2 separate regions of the Homo sapiens genome follow, and region 2 is linked to region 1. Evidence: read pairs that join two places in POLR2A ChIA-PET (ENCODE). Cell type or tissue: PC-9. All regions are shown on one strand. Links, peaks and the distances in the headings refer to the core of each region. The heading gives the core; the rest is flanking DNA.

Evidence for each region. ChIA-PET counts read pairs that join two places held together with the same protein. Peaks named below come from ENCODE experiments on the same cell type or tissue, not always from the same donor. Only the 100,000 strongest peaks of a DNase experiment are listed, where the experiment ranks them.
Region 2: POLR2A ChIA-PET joins it to region 1 with 14 read pairs; 3 of 35 experiments call an interaction of 5 or more read pairs at or near these places.

Annotation. Positions count from the first base shown.
Region 1 is chr15:95,869,706-95,875,971 of GRCh38, reverse strand. No RefSeq gene overlaps it. Among named protein-coding and RNA genes, the nearest start is that of LINC00924, 440 kb to the right of the region's middle. In PC-9, for the core only: no CTCF peak of the experiment used is centred there; a DNase peak (open chromatin) is centred at 3,301; H3K27ac peaks cover 2,520 bases.
Region 2 is chr15:96,336,143-96,341,775 of GRCh38, reverse strand. NR2F2 (nuclear receptor subfamily 2 group F member 2) reads right to left here. Exons shown (of 3, transcript NM_021005.4): 3 at 1,518-4,428. The coding sequence ends at 4,154. Among named protein-coding and RNA genes, the nearest start is that of SCDAL, 3.9 kb to the left of the region's middle. RefSeq lists enhancers at 1-416, 417-936 and a silencer at 682-976. In PC-9, for the core only: no CTCF peak of the experiment used is centred there; no DNase peak of the experiment used is centred there; H3K4me3 peaks cover 2,379 bases; H3K27ac peaks cover 662 bases.

The DNA of each region.
Region 1 (6,266 bases), core at 627-5,626:
ACCAGTGAATTGAGAGCAATAGTTCTTATGGAAAGGTGTGTCAGCTTCAGATTACTCATTTGCTGTGCTTTATCCAGTGGGGTCCCACTTGTCCTCTTGGGGACACCCACGAAATCCTGTGTGACTGTAGTGACAGACAGTAGAAGACCTATAGAGAGGAGGGAAAAGGGAGTGAAAAAAAAAAAGGATTTGGTGTAGCTATTCCCCATATAAATATTAATGGAGAATTCTTTGGTCTTGAGCTGGAAAAATGGGTTTAATTTTTCTGTCATAATCCTCTTTGACTTGTGCCCTTGAGCAAGTCTCTCATCTCTCTTTATCTTGGTTTCATCAGCAGCAAAACAACACCAGCCAGGTCTACTAGGCTTCTTGTGAGATCAAATGGAAGGATCTATGTGAAAGGTCTTTGAAACATAAAAGCAAAGGGCACTGTGCAAACGTGAGGATTATTTGCAGTCAGTCTGTTCCATTTCTGTTGCCAGGCAAATCTTTGGATATTTGCCCCAACCACAACATCCTCATGACGGGCATGGTGCATGGTAGAAACCGGAAACAGGCCACTTTCACATTATTTTAAAATTTGTTATGAAATTTTGCCAAAACTTTATAAATACCAGCCAGGGCCATGGGGTGTTGTACCACATTCTTTCCACCTCATGAACCATTGTTTTTTGTTCTGAACTCGTAAGTTGAAATGCATTGAGTTGCAGTTGCTTAGCTGGGTCAGCTTGTGAAATGCCTGATATGTAATGCTTGATTCTAGCCAATTATCTTTAGTTCCTCTCTTTTATTAGTGTTAAATTTGAATTACAACGGGAAGGGTGGGAGTGGAGTGCGTACTATGCGCTAAACCTTTAAGGCAGTGAATTCATTTGTATTATTTTATTATGCCTCTTTATAGCCACCATTGGTTTCAGTCCTTTGTTGATTTTTAGAAGACTCCAAACTCATCTTTCCCTCTGTTTTGTTTTAAACCTGTTTCCTAAAAGCAAAAGATGAACTTTTCTGTTTCAAAGTGTGATAGAAAAAAAAAATAACAACTCACAACAATCTTAAACTTGTAGTTAACAAAATAAACTGCAGATAAAACCCCTGAAGGTCTTGGCAGCAAATGTTTCCCACTAAAATGGAACTCTGTGCACTCATAGTCTGAAACAAATTAGGAAGGAGGGGGAAAAATCAACAGCTCTGGGGTGAAACTGGGGTTGGTGCTGCCTCATCATTTTTAAACCAAAAATAAAACAAGCAAATTTTGTTTAACTGCAGGTCAAAATAAAAAAAAAATTAAAAAGTCCCTCATCTGTTCAGTGTAATTACTAACAGAGTGCAGTCTTACCAGCTGCAGGGTTCATGGATAAATGGAAAGAACCATAATTTTCTCTCCCTGGGGTTAAACCCCCAAACTTTAAGTCTGTTCCTCTACAGTATGCTTTTAATATACCATGAGAAGCCAAGTCAGAACATTTTTAGCGTATGTCTCTACTTTTTTTTAACCAGAATGAAATAATTATGTACACATAAGAGTTAAAGCTCTGCGGAAAAAAAAAAAATTCTTTCTCCAATGTCCTCAATTAGGACACTGTATCCCTTCCCTAATGATGACTGTATGGTCTCCAGGTTTTTGTCACCAAGAGATGGGCGGAATTGGCTGTACTTGAGATTTCTCAAATATTGCCAATTTCTTTTCAAATGTTCTTGTTTCATCACCACCAGAAAAAGTGTTTCCTTGTACATTTCACTTAATTTTAAGCCCGAGTGTATATTAAGAAAATTTGACCCATATGTTCCTGATTTATTTACACTTAACTCATTGAACTCTTCTTTTATTACTATTTTTAACATTTTTGGTGTCCAAAATACCCAGTGAATTTTTTTTTTTAAACCATCCTTAAGCCCTTATTTCATTTTATTTGCATAAAAATGTCTAATTTGAGCTGAAAGGAAATGGAATTTGAGCTTAAATTTCTCAATTTGGGTTTGAAATTGAATTCATCAGTTTCCTGTGGGGGTTTGCAACAGAAGCAGAAAAACTATGTTTTTTTCACCTCAAGGTAGGCTTTTCTTAATGGGTAATTTCACCTTGTTGATAGGATCTAATGGAGAAACATAGATTAACCACTGGGTGTAAGTATTCATTTCATAGCAATGTGAACGGTGGGCTGGAATTGTGGAATAGCTGAAGCTGTCAAAAACCCTTACAAGGATATCCAGGATCCAATTAACTTCCTCACTCTCTCTACATTTGACCCAGAAAGAAGGAGTATATATTCAGGAAGGGGACTAGCCTTCTAGAAGGTGGGTCAGAGGTGAGCCAAATATAAGTGACACTGAGAGACTCCGGAGAAATTCACAGAAGATTCACACCTGGGCATACTGTGTTCACCCCAACCCTGACCATGGAGCACGGGGAAACGTGCCTTTGGGGTTCTGACCAAGGTAACCCTCTTGACAGCAAGAAGAAAGGTATTTGTAACTCTCTGTATTTGGCATTGCCATTGCAACAAGTCCCAAAGGAAAAACACAACCATATTTTCCCTGTTCAATTTCTCTATTTGGGAAAGGTTTACAATCCAGACCTGAAATGTAGGTTGTAATTACATACAGCATAGATCTAGATTGCATCTTCATAGGCCAAGTAAAAGAATATTGAACAATAATCCCAATTTTGCCACATAGAGTAAGCAAAATCACTCAACAGCCTTGAGTTTTCCTTTGCCGCCTGTAAATTGCTTGTGATTATTTCTCCCCACAGCCTCATATTGTAACGCTGAGAACTAGACAAATTAAGGTTCAGATTATAGTTTTTTTCTTATCAAGAGCCTCGGTTTGGGAAATTCTTCCTCTGGAGGTAGGTAGATACATCTACTTTGACATGTTACCAAGATTAAATGAGTTAATCTATAGTTATTAATTCAATGTCTGGCACAAGTAAGGACTCAGTACACGTGACTACCATATTTATTCAATTCTAGTATTTTCTCACATTTTAACAATCTTGAAAGCAGACTGTGCCCTACCATAGAAGGTATCTTATAATCATGGCTTTCCAGGTGGCAGTTGTGGTCTAATTGCCTCAGCTTGCAGATGTGTAAACATCAAAATCTTCAGCCTCAAAACTAGCAGAATGATTGTTAATGACTTGGAAAAAAATGTCAGAAACTATAGTGAGCTCCCTTCTAATTATTAGAAACCAAATAGGTAGGGAGAGAGAGTAGGGTGAGATGACAAATCAAGCATGCTTAGCAACATTCCTGAAGTGGGAGTCAAGAGCAGGCTGCGTCTTCATTACTGCAGAGCTGGCCTGGGAGTCCAGCACTGGTGGTGCATAGTTATTTTCTTAAAAGAGTTCATCACCATCTCCCTTTATGGCATTGAGATAGGTATTCGGCAGGCCTGGTTTCACAATATACAGGTCACAAAGACTCTGCTGATAAAACAGGATGCAGTAAAGAAGTGGCCAAACCTGCCAAAACCAAGATGGTGATGACAGCCACCGCTGGTTGTTCTCTTTGCTCATTATGTGCTAATTATAATACATTAGGATATGAAAGGAAACTGGCACCAGTGTAATGACAGCTTACAAATGCCATGGCAACATCTGTAATGAGAGGTGAAGCCAGCTGGACTTCCTGGGTAGAGTGGGGACTTGGAGAACTTTTCTGTCTTACAAGAGGATTGTAAAACGCACCAGTCAGCGCTCTGTAAAATGGACCAATCAGCAGGACATGGGCGGGGACAAAGCCAGGGAATAAAAGAAGCTGGCCACTCCCCCCTCCCCACAGCCAGCAGCGCAACCTGCCCGGGTCTACTTCCACACCGTAGAAGTTTTGTTCTTTTGCTCTTCACAACAAATCTTAACTGCTGCTCACTCTTTGGGTCCACACCACCTTTAAGAGCTGTAACACTCACTGCAAGGGTCTGTGGCTTCATTCTTGAAGTCAGCGAGACCACGAACCCACTGGAAGGAGCCAACTCCGGACACAGTAAGTTACCCTATATGGTCTGAAAGGGAGAGGAACTCTCAGTTCCCAGAATTCCCAGCTCCGTTCCTGGAAAACTTACAAATAATTCACCCTTTGTTTAGCATACGATCAAGAAATAACCATAAAAATAGCCAGCAGCCCTTGGGGCTGTCTGCTATGGAGTGGCCACCCTTGTATTCCTTTAATCTATTAAACTTGTCTTCACTTTACTCTGTGGGCTCCTGCTTGAATTTCTTCCCGTGCAAAGCCAAGAACCCGTGTGGCTTCCTGGGCTGAACCCCAGTTTTGGCATTTGCCCTGTGACGGCATAGAGTGCAATACTGGAAGTGAAGACTCCGACACTGACATCAATGATTTGGAGTAAATAAGTGATTCAGTACAGTCATGCTCTGAATGTAAAAAAGTATTAGGAATTTCTTAAGTCATTTATTTTGCATATATAGGCAAGCACACACACACACATATACATACACAAGAATGATAGATGACAGAAATACTCGGGTCTTATAAGAGCCTTCTCAAGTATAACATAAGCATTCTAAGTGGTAAGAAAGTGTATTTCCATAGTTTCATTGGCAGTGGTTTTTCCTTTTTTCTTTTCTTGCCTAATAATACATACACTAAGGGTTTGATTTACGGTGGATGGGATCTTAGATTTAATAAAATGTGGAATTTGATTGGTGAGGATCAAGTGCTATATTGAATGAAGTAACTAGAATAACAGTGGGCACATTGTGGATATTTACTGAATATTTGCTAAACGTAGGGAACATAGTGTAATGGACACTGCACCATCTGACTTCTACCTGCCATTCCAAACCTATTTCCTGTCATGGTTTACAATCCTTTCCATGCTCCATCCCCACGCAGGGTCTTTGCACAGGGTTTCATCTATGTCTGTTCTGTATCTGCCTTGTTCTTCCCTCTTCTGTGTGGCCTCCCATAGTAGTTGTTCCTGTTGCTCAGTGATGTTCCTGGTTCTCTTCCTCTGCCCAACCATACAAAAGGATTTTACTGAAAGTCACCCATGGCTGTGCGATTTGCTTTGGCCAAAGAAATGCAAGGGGAGCCCATGTGTTCTACTGGAAGGTGAAAGTACAGAAGAGCCAATATTCTCTTCTCTCCTCTCTACCCCACTGCTGTAGCAAATTCAGAAGCACTGTGTTGAGGCAGTGTTTTTAAGATAGAAGGAAGTGTCATGGAATGCCAAGCTGCCAGGGTTCACATCATATAGATATTTGCAAAGATGTGGTCTAAAAAGCATTTGCAATCACCAAAACAGCATGTCTAAGGAATGAAGCAAAGTCAGAAAGAATTGAGGGCCAGAATAAGGAACATGATGTTTTATCTGTGGCTTAATAAATTCACCTTGCAACCTTTGCTTATTCTGTGGATGATGTATACTTCTAGGCTTTTCAGTTCAATTAAATTACAATTTTCCTGTACAAAGAAAAGCTGATGTAAAGCCCCCATTTGTAGCACCTCAGATAGCTGTAGCCTGTAAAATTGTTGACAGAAAGGCTTGGAAATGAAAATAAAAACATCATCAACAACAACAGAAACCTTCCTGAATTCTCCTCCTACTTGTTCAGCCCCTGTGCTTTTGCACTCGGATGAACCTTTGCCATGAATAGCCTTACTGTGTCCTTTTAACAATAATATCTTAAACTTTTATAGTGCCTTATAGCTAAGCATCTCTAGACATTTTACAATCACATTAAAACGAAAGCTGGTCCTTTTCTCAGAATTGCCACAGGGGCCACACTAAAAGCCAGCAGTTTGCTACTTTATTCTGAAAAGGAGGGGAGGCTAGTGGGCTGATAGAATAGAGGATGACCCCTGTCTCTCAGCATCCCTGGCTGGAACAGCCTTCGCTGCATGATGGTAGAAGGCAGGAGAGTGAATGAGAATTCACAGCCAAGGAAGACTTGTGATCCACAAATACGTGCAAAACACAGGGACGATGTAAAACCACAGCTCTCGATTCTCATAACCCACATCCCTCAGCCTAAGCTTTCACACACACACACACACCCCCCACACATACCCTGGGTGGAATTCTGAATTATTTGTAATTACAATCAAAGATTTACTTGATAGAAAATGAATTTTCTTATTTGAGCAATCTCAAATCTTGTGTTGGGAGATGTGTGAAAATATTTCTGCCTTGAAAATCTATTTTTACTTCAAGTATATGATTAAATTATCTCTATCTGTCTATCTATCATCTTTCTTTTGGCTCTTCAACACATTGTTAAAACGTTTAGGATTCATCAGGTCAAA
Region 2 (5,633 bases), core at 634-5,633, 470 kb before region 1:
ACTTGGGCGTGCAAAAGCAGCAAGTTCTGCCCAAGTCCAGCGGGGTTCGCATTCCGCCCTCCCCACCGCGCCCCAGCTCCGCTCGGGCCCGCGCAAACCCCGGCGCAGCCCCTGCATTAATGAGCGCGAGAACTGACCGAGGTCTGTAAAGACCGTCCTCTTCCCATCCCCCTATACCATTCAAACATTTAAGATCATTTGCGGATACAGACTTTTTATTTTTCTAATTTGGTTCTTGGAAGGAGAGGGGACAGGAAATCAACTCTCCTGAATATGGGAGGGGGAGGGGAGAAGGTACAGCGTTACCAATATTTTCCTTACGAATTCTGTTGCTTTAATTAAAGAACCGAGGACCGGACTCACTTGCCAGCAAGAGTTTAAAAAAGGGTTTTCTGCCTGCAGACGGAATGGCCTTTAGCGCCCCCCGCCCTCCTTTTTTTCTTTTTGGTAACCAATGTGTTTTCTATTACCCGGCCCTGCCGAGCCTGGCAGCCCGGCGCTCGCGGTGCAGTGGGAGACGCCATGTTGGCTCAGCTCATAGGACCAAGTCAAAAGCGAGATTCGAGGCAGAGTTTCACACGCTCGAGCTCCCCCTGACCGCCCCCCGCCCCCGCCCTCGCCCCCCCCGCCTGTCGCCGCTTAATGCACATCCCAGGAGTGCAGCTCCGCGCGCCCGGCACCCCGGACTTTCCCGGGGCGCTGGCGGAATTCTGCCGCACGTAAGTGGGGGCGGGGGCTGGGGGGCAGGCACTTTCCCGTAGCAGCTGCCAACTCCAGGCCCCCGTCCCTGCAGCCGGCTAGAGGCTAAGCCTCGGACGTCGCCCGCTAACTTTGAGCCCCAGCTCCTCGCGGCCCAGGGAGAGCTAATGGTGAAAGGCCGAGGCAGGGCGACCGCGAGCCGAGCGAGCAGGCTGGAATCCCCCCCGGGCTCAATCTTCCCCCAGGTTTGTTTGAAAGTGGCGAGAAGCAGCGAGCGCCCCTCTCTCTCCTTGCACTATTGTTGCATTTCGCGTCTAACTGGGTTCTCTCACACCCCCGAGCGCCACGAGGAGGAGGGGGAGCGGGGTTGGGAAAAGAAATAAAGCGAGCTCAGATCAGATGAAAAAAAAAAAAAAAAAAAAACCCAGCAAGGAAAAAGAGACACTTAAAGGGAAAGAGTCGCCATGTTTAGCAGCTTTTTTAAAGATCTCGTCAATTTCACACAGAACGCGCTCGCTGGGTCCCAGCCCTCGTCTTTTGTCCAATTCAGTCGCAGCAAAGATCTTTTGTTCTAACTCAGCGTGAAAAGAAAAACTTTCTTTAAATGCAATAAACTTAAACCGAACTCAAGACTCTAAACAGATCCTCCTCCGGCCACTCTAAACATATACAAGGGGGTTTGTTTTAACCGGTTGAAAAATTTTGGGTCCTGTTTTTCTGCCTCGCAGACCCCAAGCTCATTGCTTAAACTTAAGAGTGCGAGAGAGATTTCCAACGTCTAGAACACATGCTTAAAGCATAATAAAACAGGGATTGTCTTTTGCTTTGAAAATCATAAATTATAATTTAATGCCAATAATAATTTACAACAAATGGCTGTTTACAATAAACTAACACAAAACAAACAAGGAAAAGGGCCTGTGTTTTACTTATTAGAGAAACTTCACACACTCACATGGATAGCACTTGCAAGAGGAAGAAAATCAACAACAACCGACAAAACCTCGAACTAAAGGTCAGCAATACTGTGCCGTAAGAACATACTTGTATTTATATATGTATATATCTACAGAAATAAGTGAGAGTCAGATGGAGAACTCTGCACAAATCAGATTTTACTGGTCTGCATGTATTGACTGGATCTGAATATTAACGTTTAATACACTTTACAAAATTATCCCTGTTCTTTCACCTCCCTCACTAGTCCTCCCCCCCCCCCACCAATTAGAATTAAACCACAACATGATGAAGTACTGGCGGTGGGGGGGTGGGTTGGAAACCTTGAATAAGAACAAAATTGCAAGCTCCCAGCACCGAGCTTCCTCCAAACCAGGAAAAGAGAAAGAGGAAAAATGAAAAAAAGACTCCAAAAGAAATAGTTACTACTTCCAAATCAGCACACCCTGTAAAGTTTCCCTCCTTCCTTCTTTCTTTTTCTCTGTCCTGCTTTCTCTTCCTTAATTTGGCTTCTAAGGACAAAGGATCCCAAGAGCAGTACAGATTGTAGCCACACAATCTGAAATGTCAAAATGTCGATGTGTTTTTATGTACATAACTCCAATGGAAAAGATTCCCTTGACCCTGTGGTCATGCTCTCACAGACTGAAGGTAAAGGGGGGGAGGGGAGAGGGAAACCAACTGCAAGTTATCATATATACATTAAAAGTAGACCTTTCAGTCTTAGAACCTGTATCACTGAATTTGAAACTCTCTCAACAACCACGCTAGAGTAGAATCACAGAATATTTTAAAAAATCGTACCTACTTAAGGAAAAACTCACTGCAAACAACTGTCCTCTAGTTACAATGCTGTGATTAGCTTGCTTGAACGATCTTCTGAGTAACTGTCAGAAATGTACAAAAGAGTATTTTTTTCTGATCATAAAATAGATACTGATCTCAAGATTTCTAATACTTTTTCACAATACCTTCCCTAAGCAGGCACTTAAGTGTGACAAATATAAGGGCCTTTTTTTTTTTCCTGGAAAATCCATTTTTAATTAAAAGGAGGATTAGGTGAATGGGGGTGGTTTACTATATCAGTATGGCACTTCCTAAACCATAGATAAACCATTAACTTCAGCTCCCCCCCCAACACACACACACCCAAATTAAACAGGCAAATACAGTAGTCCACCTTTGAACAAACTGACTGAGGGGAGTAAACAAATGCCCCCCCCCACCACCCCCCGCCCGGCCAGCTAAGCGAGAGCTCACAGGGGCTCTTCTAGATGTAAAGACAGTGAGTGGGGACAGCCAGGTTTCAGATATCAAATAATATTTTAATTTCTGAATACTTTCAATTTTCCTTGGAATATAACACACAAAGACTCGACCAAACAGTTCAGTTATTATAACTTTTACAGTATACAGAAATGTTGCACTTAAAAAAAAAACCTTCAGTTTTTTTAAAACACAAACTGTAAACTCTAAGATACTGAATCAATCACGTTACCTATAAGTGCCAACAGTGTTATTTTTGTCATGCTGATTTCAATGGTATTTTTTAAAAAGGGAAAATATCAACAATTATAATACAAAGGGTTTGCAAATATACAAACAGATATAGGATTTTCATAACAATTCAAGAACTAAGCGGGACCCAATTCAAATTACAAAAGTTCACTTTTTATTCAAAACCTCAGCATGTGTCTTGGACACATTCCTTGGCTGCCAATAAATTCCACAGTTCATTCTCTTTCTTAAAATATTTTTTAAAAGCTAGGTTTGTCATGGTTTCTTTTGGGGAGGGGCAGGGTAGGGGAAGTTAAGTGTTATATGTGGTTCCTCCAGTTCTCTAATTAGAGTGCTCGACTTCACCTAAAAATTTTGGTCACCACTTGTAAGTGCGTTTCCATCATCTTTGAGTTGCCTTTTAAAGTTTTATGTCTTCCTATGGTATTTTCATGGACTCAGTTTTAATTCTTGCAGAACATATATTTTAATGATACACAGTTTTTAAGAAGCCAAGATTATATCAAAACTTATTATAGAACCACAGAATAAACTGGTTTGGAACCAGAAAAGTACAAAAAAGAACAGCTAGAGGTACATAGACACAGGACAATTAATAATTTGGAAAAAAAAAAGACTTACTTTCTCCATTCTGCTAATTGTCTCCCAATCTCCTTAAATGCACTTTTAGCAATATTTTTCAAAAATTTACCAAAAAAAGAAAAAGACTAATTTCCTTTTTATACAAAAATGATAAGTAGCAAGTTGTTCTGACCGACACAGGAGTTTTTTTTTTTTTTTAATGCATTCTGTAAAAGTTCATTTGACAGTCTTTTTTTTTTTTTTTGAAATTCACAGTCCATTAAATTCTTCCCCTCTCTTCTTTTAGCAAACTTGTAACATCCTTTTATATCCTTTCTTAACAGAAGGAAATTAAGCAAACAAACCAGTCTTTTGCCTTTTCTTTCTCTGTTTCACTCCCCCTTCTTATTTTATTTATTTATTGAATTGCCATATACGGCCAGTTAAAACTGCTGCCGGACAGTAACATATCCCGGATGAGGGTTTCGATGGGGGTTTTACCTACCAAACGGACGAAAAACAATTGCTCTATGACTGAGGAGGAGACGGTGCGGAGGGAAGGGAGGCGAAGCAAAAGCTTTCCGAATCTCGTCGGCTGGTTGGGGTACTGGCTCCTAACGTATTCTTCCAAAGCACACTGAGACTTTTCCTGCAAGCTTTCCACATGGGCTACATCAGAGAGACCACAGGCATCTGGAAGAAAGTTTAAAAACAGAAGAAGAAGAAGAAGAAAAAGAAGAAGAAGAAGAAGAAGAAGAATTCAGTCATCAGATTAAGAGGTTTGAATTGGGTCACATGAGGTGTGTGCACAGAGCTCTGTCAAACTGCCCCAACCGGAGTTGGAGCAAATGTCTATGTACTGAAAACTTAAGGGGGGGAGGCGGGGTGGGGGAAGAAAGAGCAAGAGATGGTCCTGAGGAAGTGTTTGCTTTAAAATAAAACATAGCTCAGTGTGCTACAGGCTTTCACTGCCCGAGTCCTTAGCCTGGGTCATTGAGAGGCCCAAGCAAAAGTGCATTGGGTCTGTCTGGCCCAAGTCAGTAAACAGAAGAAACCAAAACTACCAGCACTCTCTCCCCTCCTCCTCTGTAAATAATAGTTTGGCTTATAATTATATAGGGGTTGGGGGTTGGGGGTGGACAACCTGGCCCAGTCCCGAGTAATGGCGTCCACGATCCAGCCTCAGATTCCCCCCAAAGAGGGCGACTCATTTTTCTCCAGTCTTTGAAACTGATTTAAGTGGCCCTTTAAAACTGATCTTGTCAGTTTAGCCTATTGAAGGGCAGCCATGCAAACCGTGATCTCTCTGTTCATTTGAGCTGTTTCTTTTCCCCCTTTTTCTTCTCTCTCCCTTTTTCTCCTACCCCCCTTTATTTTTTAAAACCCAGGTCCCTCCGAGAAGCATCCCCCCTCCCTGTTATCTTCAGGAAAACACTTTTCTTTTTTGATACGTGAAAATACAGTAAGTGCCTTTGAAATGAGAAGCTTCTTGGTAAAGGCGGTTCAGGTTGTGACCTGACCTTTCAGGGCTCCCCATACAAGACTGGGGTTAACATATGCATATTGTGAGTCATTAAAACAGATATTCGAAAATCTCCACCACCACCTCCACCCCAAGAACCAGAACACACATGCAACCTCCTCATATGTATATCTAGGACTCTGCATGTCTACAGAATGTAGAGGTGTCTGTGGACAGGAACTAAAAGATCTGTTTGCACAGGACTCCTTCCCTCGGCATCCTCGGAACTGTGTGTCTCCCTCTGAATCAGATAACAGGAACCTTTATCTCTTTGTGAGGCGATTTGCATTCTCCACACAGGCCTCCACATTTTGCAAATAGTCATAAATTAAACTGTTAACGACAGTATCAGGCATTTTTTTTTCCTTGAAAGACC